2 separate regions of the Homo sapiens genome follow, and region 1 is linked to region 2. Evidence: read pairs that join two places in POLR2A ChIA-PET (ENCODE). Cell type or tissue: GM12878. All regions are shown on one strand. Links, peaks and the distances in the headings refer to the core of each region. The heading gives the core; the rest is flanking DNA. Region 1 overlaps TBCE (tubulin folding cofactor E). Region 2 holds the start of COA6 (cytochrome c oxidase assembly factor 6).

What was found. Peaks named below come from ENCODE experiments on the same cell type or tissue, not always from the same donor. Only the 100,000 strongest peaks of a DNase experiment are listed, where the experiment ranks them.
Region 1: POLR2A ChIA-PET joins it to region 2 with 5 read pairs; 2 of 35 experiments call an interaction of 5 or more read pairs at or near these places.

What each region holds. Positions count from the first base shown.
Region 1 is chr1:235,445,418-235,456,449 of GRCh38, forward strand. It overlaps TBCE (tubulin folding cofactor E), which reads left to right. Exons shown (of 17, transcript NM_003193.5): 16 at 2,932-3,023; 17 at 3,253-7,026. The coding sequence ends at 3,345. B3GALNT2 (beta-1,3-N-acetylgalactosaminyltransferase 2) reads right to left here. Exons shown (of 12, transcript NM_152490.5): 9 at 10,142-10,267; 10 at 8,739-8,898; 11 at 7,673-7,729; 12 at 1,773-4,923. The coding sequence ends at 4,789. Among named protein-coding and RNA genes, the nearest start is that of B3GALNT2, 54 kb to the right of the region's middle. In GM12878, for the core only: no CTCF peak of the experiment used is centred there; no DNase peak of the experiment used is centred there.
Region 2 is chr1:234,366,245-234,374,104 of GRCh38, forward strand. COA6 (cytochrome c oxidase assembly factor 6) reads left to right here and starts at 7,212. Exons shown (of 3, transcript NM_001206641.3): 1 at 7,212-7,434. The coding sequence starts at 7,223. It overlaps COA6-AS1 (COA6 antisense RNA 1), which reads right to left and starts at 7,349. Exons shown (of 2, transcript NR_125961.1): 1 at 7,179-7,349; 2 at 6,563-6,966. RefSeq lists enhancers at 6,400-7,224, 7,046-7,595. In GM12878, for the core only: no CTCF peak of the experiment used is centred there; a DNase peak (open chromatin) is centred at 7,197; H3K4me3 peaks cover 1,785 bases; H3K27ac peaks cover 1,555 bases.

The sequences.
Region 1 (11,032 bases), core at 3,068-8,067, 1.1 Mb after region 2:
CAGGAGTTCGAGACCAGCCTGAGCAACATGGTGAAACCCCGTCTCTACAAAAATAAATAAATACAAAAATTAGCTGGGTGTGGTGGTGCATGCCTGTAGTCCCAGCTGCTTGGGCGGCTGAGGTGGGAGGATCACTTGAGCCTGGGAAGTTGAGGCTGCAGTGAGCTGTGATTGAGCCACTGCAATCTGGCCTGGGTGACAGAGTGAGGCCCTGTCTAAAATTAAAACAAAACAAAACAAAACTGCAATATCTTTTTTTTTATCCATTAGATTAGCAAAATTAAAATAATACTGGCTGGCATGAAAAAGCAGTATACCCTTTTTTAAAGTCATGTGGGAACTACTATAAAAAGTTAAAAATACACATATGCTCTGACCAAGCATTGTATCTTGCAGCATTTGTAATGGTAAAGATAGTAAGAATCTAAGTACTTGCCAGCGGAGGAATGGTGAATAAGCTCTGGTGGAACCACACAGCACACAAGGCACTGTCGTGTGTCACCGAGGAGAGTGAAGCAGTCTAGAGCTGCGCTGTCCAGTGTGGCTGCAATAACCACATGTGGCTATTTAAATTCATTAAAATAAAATAAATTGAGTTCTTCAGTCATACTCGCCGCTTTCCAGGTGCTCAGTACCACATGTGGCTGCCATACTGGGCAGTGTATGGCTAGAGGACATGGCATGGAATTGGCATGAAAAGCTATACCATCATGTCATAAAGAAATACAAATGTAGTACGTCAATATATTATAAAACCTATACATCCTTTTTTTTTTGAGACGGAGTCTCATTCTGTCACCCAGGCTAGAGTGCAGTGGCATGATCTCGGCTCACTGCAAACTCTGCCTTCCGGGTTCAAGCAACTCTCCCGGCCTCAGCTTCCCAAGTAGCTGGGATAACAGGTGCCCGCCACCATGCCTGGCTAATTTTTGTATTTTTAGTAGAGACGGGGTTTCTCCATGTTGGCCAGGCTGGTCTCAAACTCCTGACCTCAGATGATCCGCCCGCCTCGGCCTCCCAAAGTGTTGGGATTACAGGCGTGAGCCACTGCGCCTGGCTTAAAACCTATACATCCTTATATGAACACAGAAAAAAAAAGGCCTAGAGGTATACCTCTCAAATTTTTAACACTGGTCATAGGCAGGTAAAAAGAAATAATCAGCTATTTCCATATTTTCTGAATGTTAAGACAGTCATGTTACTATATTAAAAATGGTAATGCTATTTATTACATAGAGATTGCTACTTTCTTCTATAGAACCGGTATGAGTAGGCAGGTTTTTTTTTTTTTTTTGAGACAGGTTCTCACTTTGTTACCCAGGCTGGATGGAGTACAGTGGCGCGATCATGGCTCACTGTAGCCTTGACCTCCTGGGCTCAAGTGATCCTCCCAAGTAGCTGGGACTAGAGGCGTACATCGCTATGCTTGGCTAATTTTTTATTTTTTGTAGAGATGGGGTATCCTCATGTTGCCCAGGCTGGTCTCAAATTCCTGGGCTCTGATCCCTCTGCCTCCCAAAGTGCTGGGGTTACAGGTGTGAGCAGGCCAGGCAGATTTCTTATTAGAACTGTTTTATGACCAAACTTTTTGTTTCTGGCATGTGTTAGGAGTATGTCACTCCCCACTGGTGTGCAGCAGGTAACCCCTTCTCTCACCAGCCTTCAAACAATGAAAGCCAGTCCGTCTCAATCTTTTGAAAGGACTAGACTATCACATATTCACACATGAAAGAGCAAATTGTTAATTAAAATTATAAATTCTATTAACTGTATTCAATACATACAAAAAGGCCAGTTTTTATTCTAAAATAAAGAACATTTATTATCACAAGTTGGATAAAAACACACAGCTTTTACAAAAATGATTTTTGATAGAAAAATATGTTTGAATACACTGTGATATTTGTAGGAACACCACACTATTGCTGTATCTCCAGCTAAAGCTTCAAGGAAACTCTATTTCTTATAATCAAAATATCCACTATTTACCACAACCCGTCTTTGGAAAGAAGTTCATAGTGTATTCTGAACAAACCAAAGCATTTACTCGGAAGTTACATTCCCATGCCTGGCAGTCACTTGTGTATGTTTAATACAGTTACACATGATGTAATTACAGAATGGCGGCGCTGGAAGGGACCTTGTAGATCATTTAGTTGGCACCCTAATTTTACAGAGGGGGAACTAAGGCCAGAGTTGAGAGATGTCCTCAGGATACCTGAGTCCCATTCCAGTGTTCGTTCAGTAATTCATAAGGAAGTCATCATAAAGGTTTAAAAAGAAAACGTTAATGACTCGCTCCCTTTATTCTTCTGTGCTGAGAGTATCATTCTGGTTTATTCAGATTAAGAAAGAAATACACTACTGAAATGGTATGAAACTCACTGTCAAAGGGCACTTAGGTCCGTTGGCTCCGTTTCCCACAGTTCCCCAAATGAACAGGTGGTACAAGACTCAGGCTTTCCCCTAATTACTTACTTGGGTAAAGTGACTTGGGTAAAATGAAAGATACAGCCAGGCGCTGGGCTCATGCTTGTAATCCCAGCACTTTGGGGGGCCAGGGCGGGCGGATCACGAGGTCAGGAGTTCAAGACCAGCCTGGCCAACATGGTGAAACCCCGTCTCTACTAAAAATACAAAAGTTAGCTGGGTGTGGTGATGGGCACCAGCTACTCAGGAGGCTGAGGCAGGAGAATTGTTTGAACCCGGGAAGCGGAGGTTGCAGTGAGCCGAGATTACACCATTGCACTCCAGCCTGGGCGACAGAGCAAGACTTACTTAAGTAAGTAAGTAAGTCAGTCTCAAAAAAAAAAAAAAAAAAAAGACAGATACAGCTATCATTGCAATGATACTGTGGTCTCATCACATGAGCTAGTTTTACAGGTAACTGTCATTTGAGAGAACGAATGGACTTTTCTTGTCTTTTGATAGGCTCCATGACAATTCAAAAGGTGAAGGGATTGCTGTCACGTCTTCTCAAAGTTCCTGTGTCAGACCTTCTGTTGTCCTATGAAAGTCCCAAAGTAAGTTGCCCAGCAAAATACAAAGTCAAAGTCAAGCTTAGTCCTCGTATTATGACATTAAACTGTCTCTAGATAGCAACAGTTTGATTCTAAATGGAGACCATGGGTCTGTTTGTTTGATTTTAAGGGTAAGCTACTGCCTGGGGACGGGGTGGGGGAAGAGTATGTGTAGCATGCTTTATCGGATCTGTCTTAATCACATCCTTCCCCACCTTCGTTCTAATTTTAGAAGCCGGGCAGAGAAATCGAGCTGGAAAATGACCTAAAGTCATTACAGTTTTATTCTGTGGAAAATGGAGATTGTCTATTAGTGCGATGGTGACAACCAACTAATAAAATTTAAAGACCACACTGCTTATCGTGTCTGGGGTTCACCGGAAATAAATGATTCACTGGAACAATTCTACTGTCAAAACAAAGGGGGTTTACAACTTGTCCTAAGTATAACAAGGGATGTATTTTTTGTTGGGAAGTGACCATTTCTAGGCTTATACATAATAGCAATAATAAAGGCTTTGAACCTACTAATGATTTTCTGATCTTATTTCATATTTATTTTTACAGCTCATCACTGCATTTCATGATAAGATTTAAATATTAAATAGAAAGAAACTAGCTAGCCTAATAAAATCTGAACACAGTTAATATCTGTCATAAGACTAGTTTTAATGGAATTCTCTATTGAAACTACTATTTTAAAGGGTTACTAGAAATGATTTGGTTGGTCATTTTGGGAAATGTCCCTTAAACTTGGGGAGACATCCTCTACTATGTATAACAATATGCTATTATCTGTCTTCTCAGTTGCACTATTTCTAAGAGTACTTAAATTAATCACATGCTTTTCCCTACAATTATACCTAAGCTGAGTATATCTTCTTCTGTGATAACCAGCTTTGATTGAAATGTACTCATATTAGGTAAACATTAGGCAATGATAGGAGGAAAGCAAAACTAATTCTTTCAAAATGTCAACAAAATTTAGAAATATCCTTCCCGATGGCACTAAAACCCTGAGAGGTATTTGCTTTTATTCATACTCACACAACTTTAGCATTTAAAAACTATGAGTACTAAACTGTGACCTTCAGGATTTATGTTAGATGGCAGAAAGAAAATTTGGGTATTAGTCTACCATATAAATGAACTTCTTTAAAACCAAGGTTCAGAACTGAGAATCATATTGGTTCCTCTTCAAGTTAGTTCAAGTTGCCCACTTCAGAGATCCACAAAATCTGACATTATTTCCAGAAACCCCAAACTTTGGTATAAGTGACCACTGCTCAAATATGTGATCACATGATCACACAGCATTCCTGTGAGTTCCTTTTTGTCTGATAATTATCCTAATTAGCTCTACAGAGCTATCCTGCAATCCAGGTTGAAATTCAAACTCTCAGTTACTACTACAGATTTCTGAACTAGGCCAAGTTTTAACCAAAAACTATAGGTAATGGTGAATTACTAATTAGCCACAATGCATCAGGATTTAGAAATATTTTTTCTTTTATAAAATAACTTGGTATTTTTCTGATAATCTTCCAATAGATAAATAAAAACTTTTCTTATGCTACAGTACAAGTTGATTTTTAAGGAAATTTGTGCAAACATTAAGAAACACCGCATTGGTTCTGGGTGAAAGTGCCAGTCTGGAACTCTCTTGAAAGACCATACAGTCTACTGCTAAACCCTGGGACTCCTCAGACTTGCACTCAGATTATCGTTTGCCTGCCCTGATTTTAGACTCTGCTAATTCAAGTCCCTGTTATCTTGCTTGACATCGACAAGGATCACCGCACCGTTCCTTCAGTTTCCACAGTTCCGTCAGTTCCCACGGAGAATACTGAGGAGAAGACAGCATTCCTGTCTCACAGGTCTTCTCACACAGCCACAGACTGTCCTGTTGAGAAACAACCAAAGCCGATCTGAGAGTGGTGAAACTGTTTTAAGAGCATCAGAAAGTATGCACGTAGACAGCTTTTATGTATTCTAATGATGCTGAAATTATTTCAAGGATAACTCCGTGTGTGGAACAACTGGTGAGGTTTGGGGGTGGCACCTCCTGATTTGGGAAAGCACCAGGTCCCACAGTCCTGTGGCTGTGGAATACAGAAACAAGGCGGTGTGTGGATGAAGAGTTAGTCAACAAATGCCATTCCGTAATGAACGATTTTAGAAACCACAAGTGAGTTTCATGTTTGCTAGTAAAGGTGTGTCTATGGCAGTATTAGTAACAGCTATTATTCTGATGGAATGCTTACAATATTGCAGGGACTGTACCAAGTGCTTTGTAAATATCTCACTTAAATCTCACAGTAATGCTGTGAGGTAGGAACTATTTCCCTCTTAACAATTGAGGAACAAACGAAGAGTTAAAAAACTTGTTCCAGGTCACAGGGCTGGTAAATGAAGAGGAGGGATTAAAGACTCCCAAGCTCAAGTTCTTAACCACTAGACTATTTCCTAGCTACGTGAATTGGTTTCTATTTCCAGCAATGTAGCAGAACACAGAGAGAAACTCATTCAATGTTTTGACAACACAAAAATGTTGGATAAAATTAAAAACCTTTATAAAGCATGGCTCAACTCCGTGATCAAAGAAGAAACAGGGTAGGAGAAAGCACTGAGTCAGCCTGTGCCTTGAAGGCAGCTGCTGATCCTTGGGTTTGGAAGGCCAAGCCCAGGGTCAGGAGACTAATGGGAGACTGACACAGAGCTAGGATCTCTGAGGGGCCACAGCCTCAGGGGTGATAAAACAAAACACACTCAGCTTGTCTGTCTCAGTCTTGCCCCTCAGTGGGATGGAAAGGAGTCTCTCTCCCCTCAGTGCCTACCCACAGCTTGCACTTAGGTAGGTCTGGGGCTGGTAGTCAGTCTGTGTAAGCCCAACAGTTCCAAGCCAAAAATCTGAAGTATTCATAGATGGTAGTATTCCTAGATGCATGGCAGAAAAAAATGTAAATATGTAAATCCTCTCTGTAGGAATGCATTTTAAATAGAGGACTCAGTTTCCAAAGACATGAGATGGTCACAAAAAAAAAAAAAAAAAAAAGACCGCATCAGAAAACAAGCGCCATGAACAACAGTTGTAGAAACAACAAACTGCAAAATCAGACCCAGCAAAGACTACAGATCCCAGAATTACCAGATACAAAAAAGAATTATATTCAAAGATGAGACAAAGTACAGCAAAGGAATCAGACTATCAAAGTGGACCATGTAGATGTGGGTTGATTTCTTGTCCTGGACTGAGAGCTGCTCTGGGACCCCAGCTCTATGCAGGGCTTCTAACTGACAGACACTGCATGTGCCTTCTGTCCCCTGCACCTTCGATGGCCAAAGTGGAAGCTGCAAGAATCCAGAACAGAAATCTCTGAAGCTAAAGCCAGCTTTGTGCTTGATTTCTTCCCAGGGCTCTAGTTTCCATTTTGGTCTCTGCAGATTCATTTTTTTTTCTGGTTCAGCAATACTGTGTTTTAAATGATGTCTTATATTTCATGCAGTGTCTTATTTTTATCGGTCAGAAGGGTTGAAGGATCCTTAGACTGCCACACTCAATCAGTGGATTCTGTCGTTCAGTTTTTTTTTTTGAGACGGAGTCTCGCTCTGTCGCCCAGGCTGGAGTACAGTGGTGTGATCTTGGCTCACTGCAAGCTCTGCCCCCCGGGTTCATGCCATTCTCCTGCCTCAGCCTTCTGAGTAGCTGGGACCACAGGCGCCCGCCACTATGCCTGGCTAATTTTTTTTGTATTTTTAGTAGAGATGGGGTTTCACCGTGTTAGCCAGGATGGTCTCCATCTCCTGACCTCATGATCTGCCCGCCTCGGCCTTCTGTTGTTAAGTTTTAAAGCTGCAAATAATTTCTGATCAAATCTATGGAAACTGAGTTTTTTTGTAGGCAGGGGAACGTTGATTTATAACCTTTTGCTTTAAACTCAGAAAAATACTGTATGAGAAATAACCTAGTGGATTATTGTGAATTAAAGCAACAGCATAACTATTATGGTAGAAGATCCTCATTCTTTCTGCCCATGGTGTGATAAACATTACAGGTTGAGCATTCCAAATCTGAAAATTTGAAATCCAAAATGCTCCAAAATCCAAAACTTTTTTTTTTTTTTTGAGACAGGGTCTCTCTCACTCTGTTGCCCAGGTGGGAGTGCAGTGGTGCATTCACAGCTCCCTGCACCCTCGACCTCCCAGGCTCAAGTTGATCCTCCTACCTTAGCCTCCTGAGTAGCTGGGACCACAGGCAGGCGCTGCCATGCCCAGCTAATTTTTTTGTAGTTTTTGTAGAGACGGGGGGTTTCACCATGTTGCCCAGGCTGGTCTTGAACTCCTGGGCTCAAGTGATACACCCACCTTGGCCTCCCAAAGTGTTGGGATTACAGGCATGTGCCACTATGCCCAGCCCAAAACTTTTTGAGAGCCAACATGACACTCAAAGGAAATGCTCACTGAAGCATTTCAGATTTTCAGATTTGGAATGTGCAACTTCTAAGTATAATGCAATTATTCTAAAATCCAAAAAAATCTGAAATCCTAAATACTTCTGGTCCCAGGCATTTTGGATAAAGAACACTCAACCTGTATATAGAAATCCACCTCCTCAACTCTTAAGAACCCTGAGGCCATCCCCAAAGACTTACCTGGTATCTTTTAGGTCCTATGGCAGCCATCCAGATGCCCATGCTTACATCTTCACCCTATACATGGCCCATAAAGTTTAAATGTAAAAATTTTAATGCTATTTTATTTGTAAAGACAAAACCATAGCCACTCCCATCATAAACCACCTTTCTACTTTTTTGCTCTGTTATTATTCTAATATGAAATAGCAAAAATGGGTTCACATGAAGTCAAAGCTAGTGGTCTTTAATATGAAGCACCCCTGCCACAAGGTAATAAGATGAAACCGCGAGCAGACGACCCATCCTTCTCATGTACCTTAAGCTTCCAGGAAGCACTTAGGGCTTCCTCCTTAGGAATAAAAATCTTTCTATTCCTCCAGGGACTATACTTTTTTTTTTTTTGAGACAGAGTGTCCCTCTGTCGCCCAGGCTGGCATGCAGTGGCGCAATCTCAGCTCACTGCAAACTCCGCCTCCGGGTTCACATGATTCTCCTCCTCAGCCTCCCAAGTAGTTGGGAATATAGGTGTGCGCCCAGCTAATTTTTTGTATTTTTAGTAGAGATAGGGTTTTGCCATGTTGGCCAGGCTGGTTTTGAACTCCTAACCTCACGTGATCTGCCTGCCTTGGCGTCCGAAAGTGCTACAATTACAGGCATGAGCCACAGTGCCCAGCCTCCAGGGATGACACCTGTAAATACTAGCTGAAAACATAATAAGTAGGCTCAAAAAAGATTTAGGAATAGAATTTAAAGGCAAGATTTGAGGGATGTAGGGGTGCATCCTTAACCTTTGAGAGGTGATTCCTATACAGAGAATAACGTGCTTTTCCCCAAGGTAAGTGGGTTCTGCTTTCCATGATGGGATGCCGAGTGAGATGAAACTTGGTGTGATGAGTGTATACGTAGGTGGGAAATCCTTAATTTTTTGTTTTTATTTTATTTTTTATTATAGAGATGGGGTCTTGCTATGTTACCCAGGCTGGTCTTGAATTCCTGGGCTCAAGTGATCTACCCGCCTTAGCCTCCCAAAGTGTTGTGATTACTGGCAAGAGCCACCACGCCAAGCTAAGAAATTCTTAATTACCTGATAGGTCTTTAACCTCCCCGAGTTGCTTGCCAGCCACTTGACGATGTCCTTGGAGATCACATATCCTGACCCACATGCAAAGGCAGGGTAAGCGGGGCTCGGGTACTCCAACTCCTGCCACTTTCCGGTTCGGTCAACTGCCCAATTCAGTCTGAAACTGAGATGAAAAATAATGTGGCCTCTTGTGTTAGTCTGACACATATCCTGCCACTATTAAAACTTGACTCCTTTATCATCACTACAAAGGAATAAGCTTGTAGAAGTGAGGAAAGAAAATAAGAAAATTTCTTTTTTTTTGAGATGGAGTTTTGCTCTTGTTGCTCAGGCTGGAGTGTAGTGGTGCCATCTCGGCTCACTGCAACCTCTGCCTCCTGGGTTCAAGCAATTCTCCTGCCTCAGCCTCCCGAGTAGCTGGGATTACAGGCGCACACCATCATGACCAGCTAATTTTTTATATTTTTAGTAGAGACAGGGTTTTGCCATGTTGTCCAGGCTGGTCTTGAACTCCTGACTTTGGGTGATCCACCCTCCTCAGCCTCCCAAAGTGCTGGGATTACAGGCGTGAGCCACTGCCCTTCCAGAAAAAAATTTTCTTAATCTAAGGAAAGGAATTATCATTTATCCAGTGTTGTTTTAGATAAAAGATTGGTTATGTTAAATTTTCTCAAAGTTGCATTTGTAGAGTTTCTGAATGAAAAGCACTAGAAGATCACCCTGTGTTTTAGTATATATGAAAACAAAAAACCAAATCACTAATCCATATTGTATTCCTGAGGAAGCACAGAAAATGGTTTCAGAGACGTGTCACAAACGTACTCTAACAAAATATACAGTAGCTTCTAATGTGAATACCATTTATTTCTTTGGCATAAGAATAAAAGCCATATTGTTTTCCCTCCTTTACTACATTAGCCTGAGGCTTTTCATTTAAAAAATAATTTCCTCCAATTGTACAGTAATATAAAATTTATTATTATTATTAAGACAGGGTCTCCCTCTGTTGCCCAGGCTGGAGTGCAGTTGCAAAATCATAGCTCACTGCAGCCTCCAACTCCTGGGCTCAAGCAGTCTCCCTGCCTCAGCCTCTCAAGTAGCTAAGGGCTACAGGCTCACATCACCTTTTTAATTTTTTGTAGGGACAGGGTCTTGCAACGTTGCCCAGGCTAGTTTTGAACTCTTGGCCTCAAAGGATCCTCCCACCTCAGCCTTCCCAAAACTCTGGGATGACAGATGTGAGCCAGCATGACTGACCTAGAGTAATGAAATATATATAAACCCAGGAGTCTAGTACGAAATTGTATATCTCAACCACATTTTCAAAAAAAAAAGATATTTTATGCTTTATTAATTACATTTGATCAGGTACACGAATGCCAATGGGCTAAGAATGGTTAACTTACTTTCCCCACCAAAAATTAGGCCCATCCAGATTCTTTTGGACAATCCTATTAAATACAGCTTCGAGGTCTATGTAACAGTCATCATCTGTCTTCAGCAACAAATTGAAGCTCGTTGTTTCCACAGTCCTGTTGACACAAAAGGGATAAGAAAGTCAGTGCGACCAAACAAACAAACACCAATGCAGTGGCGTCACTAACACTTTCATTCAAAACTGTACCTGTCATTATCTAAATTTCTTATTCCTCAAATGTTGAGAACATTTGCTCTAACAAAATTTTGCTGCTATCAACTAAGGCCATCACTTGGTCTTTACTAAATGGCATAACACAGAGAAGTACTAACCTGATTTTAAAAGGCAAAGAAAGAGCATATTGAAGGAAAATATCTGGCTTAAATGGAACATATGTTCAAACAAATGCTTCTTAGGCATCATTCAACTCCTGCTGCCAAATCTATTAAACGCCTGAACCTTGCCCCGTGTGTTCTTAATAACAAAGGCCCAGCATAATGAATTAGGTGTTACATCTGGGCCTCTCACACAGAACGCTATTGTACAAGATGCATCCGATGCTATTTATATTACACTCAAAATATTTTATGGCTTAAAAAAACCTGACTTATTACATTGAAACATATTTTCCCTTGGAAACAACTTCTAGCAATTAAACCATTATAAATGACCTTCTGGAAGGCAAAGGATAGTGACTTCATTATCTAGACGTAAAATATATAATCATGACTAAAGACAAAATTGACTCCTTCATTTCACATTGACAGTCCCTGTACATCTGTTTAAAAATGCAGTTTTGCTAGGGTGCCAGTCATATGTCAGAAATCTCAATAAAATAAATTTAGAATTTCATTAGGTCCAAGAATGGTGAATTTAACAA
Region 2 (7,860 bases), core at 2,861-7,860:
GAGTAAATATAAAGAAGTTTTAGGAATACCTTAATCAATTTCTGCTTTTATTTTCATTTTAATGTATTTAAAAGTATAATACAATGAAAATAATCCATGCCTAAATATGTCTAAATAGGTTTTAATGTTTAAGATAAAAATCTTAGGTAGGGCTGGGCTCACATCTGTAATCCCAGCATTTCGGGAAGCTGAGGCAGGTGGATCACTCGAGGTCAGGAATTCGAGACCAGTCTGGCCAACATGGAGAAACCCCACCTCTACTAAAAATACAAAAATTAGCTGGGTGTGGTAGTGGGCACCTGTAATCCCAGCTACCTGGGAGGCTGAGGCATGAGAATAGCTTGAATCCGGGAGGCGGAGGTTGCAGTGAGCTGAGATCATGCCACTGCACTCCAGCCTGGGCAACAAAGCAAGACTCTGTCTCAAAAACAAAAAGAAAAATCCTCGGTAATAAAAAGCATTGTGTTATACTCAATTTGGCAATGTTTTTTCTTTTCTTAGTCGTATATAAAATAATGGTGCAGGCCGGGTGCGGTGGCTCACGCCTGTAATCCCAGCACTTTGGGAGGCCGAGGCGGGCGAATCACAAGGTCAGGAGATCAAGACCATCCTGGCTAACACGGTGAAACCCCGTCTCTACTAAAAATTCAAAAAATTAGCCCGGCGTGGTGATACGCGCCTGTAGTCCCAGCTACTCGGGAGGCTGGGCAGGAGAATGACTTGAACCCGGGAGGAAGAGGTTGCAGTGAGCTGAGATCGGGCCACTGCACTCCAGCCTGGGGGACAGAGTGACACTCTGTCTCAAAAAGAAGAAGAAGGAGAAGGAGAAGGAGAAGAGTGCAACTTATGATGAATGCATCTTAGATGAGATGAAACATTTTTCTGTTTATAAGACTTCTCTTCCTTTAAGTCTAAGATAAAGTGACTTCTATAATACAGTAATATTAATAATTAACATTTTCTTTTTTCTTTTTCCTATAACACTTACCTAACATACTACATATACTTTATTTGTTATGTCTATTGCTTATTGTCTCCCTGCTAAAATGCACATTCCATGAGGGTAGGAATTTTTATCTATATGTTCTCTGATGTCTCCTAAGCCCCTAAAACAGCACATAGTAAGTGCTCTCTCTCTCTCTGTCTCTCTCTCTCTCTCTCTCTATATATATATATGTGTGTATGTTGAATGAATGAAATTTTTTAATGTGCTAGACACTCTTCTAAGTGCTTTGCATGGCTTGTTTCATTTAACTTTCACAAGAAACCTAAGGTCTATATTACCACCCACATTTTCAGTCGAGGGAACCAATGTATACAAAGATTCAGTAACCTGACCAAGGTTGCACAGCTTGACACTGGAGGAAATAGAATTCAAGTGTAGTCTGCCTCTGAACACAATACTCTTCTCCATTCCACTGTGCTGTTTCTAATACCACCTGTGTTCCCCTTTTTGAGGTCTCTTGGCAAACTCCTGTTCTGGACACCCATTGCATTGGATGCCTGCCTCTATCATAGCTCTTATTGCCCTTTATTAGAGGATAATATGGTCCATGTCCTCCACTAGACTGAGCTTCTCAAAGGCTGAGACCTACCTTATTTGTCTTTTTTGAGACGGAGTCTCGCTCTGTTGCCCAGGCTGGACTGCAGTGGCACGATCTCAGCTCACTGCAACCTCCGCCTCCCGGGTTCATGCCATTCTCCTGCCTTAACCTCCTGAGTAGCTGGGACTACAGGCACCCGCCACCACGCCTGGCTAATTTTTTGTATTTTTAGTAGAGACGGGGTTTCACCCTGTTAACCAGGATGGTCTCAATCTCCTGACCTCATGATCCACCCGCCTCGGCCTCCCAAAGTACTGGGATTACAGGCATGGGCCACTGGCCTCTTATTTGTCTTTATCCCCAAGGCCAACCATGGAGGCTGGCACTGCACAGATGCATAATGTCTGTGAAATGGATTGGCTATGTAAATACAGAGCAGGGAGCATAAAAGAGAACTGGAAGGCTTCTAACGGGAAGACAAAGGACTTGTGGAACTGATGAAAAAGAACAGCTTAAGAAGAGCAGCGCTTCTAGAGAGAAAATATCGAGTCCAGTTCTGAACGTCTTGGAATGATGGAAAGATAAACAAGTGAAGATATCCAATAGGGATGTGGAACAAGAAAACTGTCACAAAGGTTCTTTTAAGGACCAAAACATAGTCTTGCAAGTCTTTGTGACAGAAGTGCTAACTGAAACTATCAGAGTGAATTGACTCACCAACTAAAACAATGCAGAGAGAGAGAGAGGAGAGCAAGAGAGAGAGAGAAATGAAGGGACAGCATCTTGGCGTATACCTATAGTTAAGGGGGTTGAGGAAGGCAAGGAGACAGCACAGAGATCTAGAAGAAATTCAGAAGATCGCTGTAGCAACACTGAAGTCAAGGGAATCGTTCTCCGGTCTGTGCCCGTGAGTAGGTGTCTGTGATAACTGCTTTGTAACAGTACAGATTATAAATAAAAGTCTGTGGGCAGCAACAGAAAAACAACACATACATTTTCAGTGCGACTGGGTCTGTCTGGCCCTGCCCACCAGTGGTTTGGGGATCTACTTCGTTCCGACTAGAGAGCACCCACTCAAAATTTCCTCTGGATGGCAACCCAGCACAACACGTCTTCCACCTCTTCACACTGACTCCTCCTCGCCTCCTCTCTCCTCCAAACATAGGCTGGGTGATTACACCCTCTTTGTGTCAAAACAGCACACTTGAAATCATTTTATGGCACCCACATTGTTCCATTTTAATCTTTAAGATTTTGTAAGGTGAAATGGTCTTTGCAATTGTTATCCTGTGTTAATTTTCTTTTTCTTATTGACACCACAAAATTCCTCTCTTCTAGTTTGTTTTTGCTCTGTTAGTAAAACCAGCATTTCCCAACTGGCGAACTAGACTTCTTCAGGGGTAAGGTGGGGAATGTTATTGCAACTCACTACATCTCTCTGGTAATATCTTCCTTGTCTATCCCTTAAGCTTACCACAGACCACTAGGAATTGCTTAGGTGCACGGTGGCATTTAGCACTAGAGACCACTAACTTTTGACCTCGAAGAGCACTTAAGATACTAAATTCATTAAAAATTTAGTAATAACACTACAAATATTCTGTGTGACCACTATTTTTACCTTTCTGTAAATCAAATTTATTAAAGATGACCTTCCTCAGGTCAATTACTCATTTTATTTGTTTAGAAATTGTGAGATATACATTCCTATGGAAAAGTGAATAAAACATATATGTACAGTTTATTTAAAGAATAATTATAAAGCGAACACTCAGGTCCATAAATAAAACATTCTCCGCATCCCAGGAGCCCCACCATGTGCCCCTCCCTGATCATATCTCCTTTCTTACCCTAGAGAGGAACATTTGTGATAATCATTTCTTAGCTTTTCTGTATAGTTTTACTACTTATGACTGTTATTTTAAACAATATAGTAGAGTTCTGCCCGTTTTTGAACTTTATGTAAGTGGAAATATTCTGTATTCATTGGTTGTCTCAGTATGGCAATTCACCATGTTATTGTAAATAATCGTTTGTTTCTCTTTGTTGCTGTATTATATTTCACAGTATGACTATACCATAATTTATCCATTCTATTGTTGATACAAGTTTGAGTTGCATAATGGTTTCAGCTATTAAAAAAATGCATATGTACAGGAAATTCTGTAGAGTTGCTGAGTCACAGTGAATGTGTATCTTCAATCTTACTAGATAATTCAATCTTACTAGATAATGCCACACTGTTTTCCCTGATTGTATCAACTTATGCTACCACAGTGTATGAGGATATTCCTTGCTTCTTCCTTAAAACTTGTTTCTGTCAGACTTTTAAATTATTTTTTGATCTGCTGGGTGTCTAATAGTACTGCATTGTTATTTTCATGTTCCTTTCTATAGTTACTAATGGGAATGTTGGTCCTTTCATGTATTAGTCATTTGCATTTGGTGCTGTGCCTATTTAAGCTTTTTGCCCATTTTCAAAATGGGCAAGTCTATTTCTTATTGATTTGTGTTATTTGTATATTCTGGATACTAATCCTTTTTCACTTGCTTCATGGTATTGTTTGGTAAACAAAAGTCCATTACTTTTATGTAGCCCAATATTTTTATGTATGTAACACATCTTTTTTTTTTTTTTTTTTTTTTTTTTTTTGACGAAGTCTCTCCCTGTTACCCAGGCTGGAGTGCAATGGCATGATCTCAGCTCACTGCAACCTCCGCCTCCTGAGTTCAAGCAATTCTCCTGCATCAGCCTCCTGAGTAGCTGGGATTACAGGCACACACCACCATATCCGGCTAATTTTTTGTATCTTTATTAGAGACGGGGTTTCACCATGTTGGCCAGGCTGGTCTCGAACTCCTTACCTCATGATCCGTCTGCCTCAGCCTCCCAAAGTGCTGGGACTACAGGCGTGAGCCACCGCACCCGGCCACATCATTTGATAATTACTGAGACTTTCCTTTATGGCTAAAAATTCCTCTTAACCTAAGTCATAAAGATTTTTTCTTATATAGGTCCACATAACTCACCTGAAATCCCTGGAGCCAGATGTTTGAAATATAGACTATTTTAAATATTAGAAGGGTAGTATGAAACATACAACATATATTGTATAATATTCTCAACAAGAACTGGGACAGTACCCATAATGAAATACATTAATATTTCTACCGAAAAGCATATGCAGTCACCTAAGTGATAATAACAACTATAAAGAGCCTCATGTTACTTTAAGTCGTATTTTTCACCAAATGAGTTCCAAAGTGTGTGGTGTTTCAGAGGTTTGGGGATTTTATAATTAGTACAAAAGTTATGGTAGCCTTATTCAGTAAGAATGGAATGATTTCAAAGTTTGTAGGAACTTACTGGTGGAGCCACGTACCTGGGATTTGTGTGTATGAAGATTCTTCACTACTCATTCAAATTATGTAATAGTTTCTCTACTTTTGAGTTGTTTTTCTTGAAGTTTGTACAGTCATCTAAATCTTATTTGCACTAAATTGTTTACAAGATTATCTAACTTTTTTGATGTCTATAGTATTTCTAGTTTCCATTCTTGATAAAGATTGTTGACATCCCTCCTTTTATAGCTATTAGATGTTTGCCAATTTTAATTTTTCTTTTCCAAAAAAAATCAACTTTTGGCTTCTTTCAACCTATTCTATGCTGTGGTGTGCTAGTGAGTTAGCTCCAAACATAAAATCCTGGCTTGTTGATTTCCATAGTGTAAACAGTCCCATCATGGTTGACTTCAAGCTACTTATTTGAATTGGCTCCAAACATAAAACAAAATCCTGGCTTGTTTGTTGAGTTCCATAGTGTAAACAGTCCCATCGTGGGTGACTTCAAGCTACTTATTTGATGTTATTGATCATGGAGTTGCCAAGAGGTGTGCACAATTGGCTCTCCTATGCCAGTACAGGCTGGCTCTGGTACACCACTGCTTTTATTTTCCATTTCGTTAATTTCTGCTCTTAACATTATTTCTGTCCTTCTATTTTCTGTCTTATTTTGCTGTCCTTTTTCTAACTTCTTGAAAAGGGATTTTCAGCTCAAGACTTTTCAGACTCTTCTAATACACTTACTTATGGCTATAAATGTCCCTGTAAGTGCTGCTTCAGTTTCATCCCACAGGTGTTGCTATTGTTATTTTATGGTTCAGTTCAAAATATTTTCTCAATACCATTGACTCTGTCTCTGTGTTATTCAGGCTTGTTTTTACAGTTCTTTATTGATTTCTATCTTAAATGCACTGTAGTAAAAAATGACAATTATTTCAATTTTCAAAATTTCTTGAGTTGCTTTATAACTAAGTATGTGGTTGACTGTGGTGATGTGTCTGCTTTCAAAAAACTGTACATTCTGATTTTGGTCGTGTTGTTCTGTACATATTAATTGCGTCATTTTTACATCATGTTATTCACGTTTCCTATATCCTTAACTTTTCTCTTGCTAGTCTTAACGATTAGTGAGAAAGTCCTGTTAAAATTACCCAATATGACCAGGCATTTTTTTTCTTTGTAATTCTGTCACTTCACTTTGTTTCATATGTATTTTTCATTAGGTACTTATAAATTTTAAATTTAAAACACATTTCCTTTTTAGACTCAGAAGTCATCTAAGACTCTTTCCTTTCATTCCTTTTATATCCCATCAGTCATATTTAAAAGATATCTATATGTAAACTGACGTCAATAGACATGATGTAAAAGAAGGGGGTGGCTCTGGTAAAGCTAAAGTAACTCCACTATGAGAGTGCATTAACTATGGGGGAAATACTTTCTATATTGCAGAACACATATTTGGTGGTACGTAGCCTCACATCGCCACCCGGAAAAGTCTGCATATATTGAATTTGGAATGGATCAAACTGCACTGAGTGCAAAATTGTAAATTGCATCTTATATAAATGTTTTAGAACTAGATGATGGAGCAGATGGGATCTATTAAGAGAACGGGGTGCCAGATGACTGACCATAAACATGCTTTTTAATAAAGACTCTGCTGAGAGATTAACTCATATATTTTCTAAAATTTTTATTTCTTGTTCATTTTGTTTCTAAGATATTCACTCACATATTAAAAATAACAACGTCTCAAAACATTTGAAGCAACTCTCTTCATCCCTTTTAAAAATACCTTGCTGTTTCGGGGGTTAAAAAAAGCCACAAGGGAGATTAAAACAATACAAATATTTATTTTCCCAACTCCCCTGCCATGGGTTCTGGGACGTCACCGCCTCTTTCTGGGGCCCGTTTCATCCTTTTCTTTTAATCCAAGAAGCGATGGTGTTGTGCGCCTGTAGTCCCAGCTACCTGGGAGGCAGGCTGAGGTGGGAGGATCTTTTGGGTCCAGGATTTTGAGGCTGCAGTAAGCCGTGTTCTCACCACTGCACTCGAGACTGGGCGGAAGAGCGAGACACTGTATCAAAAACAAAACAAAACAAAACGAGAAGGCATCGCGGCTCTGTAACACTCCGTCCAGCTCTCGCACTCTCAGATGCAAACTTCCACACAAACTCCTCGGCTCGCCTTGTCCCGCGGGACTAGCATATCAAGCCTTCCGGGACACACCGTGCGATGATATATACGTATATACCCCTCTTGCCCTTGAAGGCCGGAAGTCGGTCTTACAGATAAAAGCGAAACAGGAAGTCCCGCCCCTCTATGGAAAGTAAATGGTAGCTCGGAAGGGTCAAAAGAGTCCGCGGTTTCGCCGCGTGAGTTGCTTTTTGCGGCTGGGGAGGTCTACGCTTCTAGAGCTTGAGCCAGCGGGGCGACCCTGCAGTGGCAGGACTCGGCACCGCGCCCTCCACCGCCGGTTGGTGGCCTGCGTGACAGTTTCCTCCCGTCGACATCGAAAGGAAGCCGGACGTGGGCGGGCAGAGAGGTCGGCTTGCTGATGGGTCCGGGTGGGGCGCGCGTGGACTATGGGCCCGGGAGGTCCCTTACTGTCCCCGAGCCGCGGGTTCCTCTTGTGCAAAACGGGGTGGCACTCCAATCGCCTGCTTGGTGATTGTGGCCCCCACACACCTGTTTCTACAGCGCTTAGGTTCGAACAGTAACCCTGTAAACTAGGCACTGCTGTCCCCGCTTTACTGGTGGGAAACGGGCTCGGAGAGAATAAATGAGCTGCCCTAAGCGACTGGGACAGAACCACAGTTCTCAGCCGGGCTTTCTGAGCCCACGCTGCCGCCCCAGCAGGGATCAAATCACACAGTGTGAGATAAGCCTCAAGAGCGGGTGGCCTTATGCTGCCACTGAGAACTGATTGGGTTCAGTTGCCTCATCAAAATCCCTAAGCATGGTTTTGTTT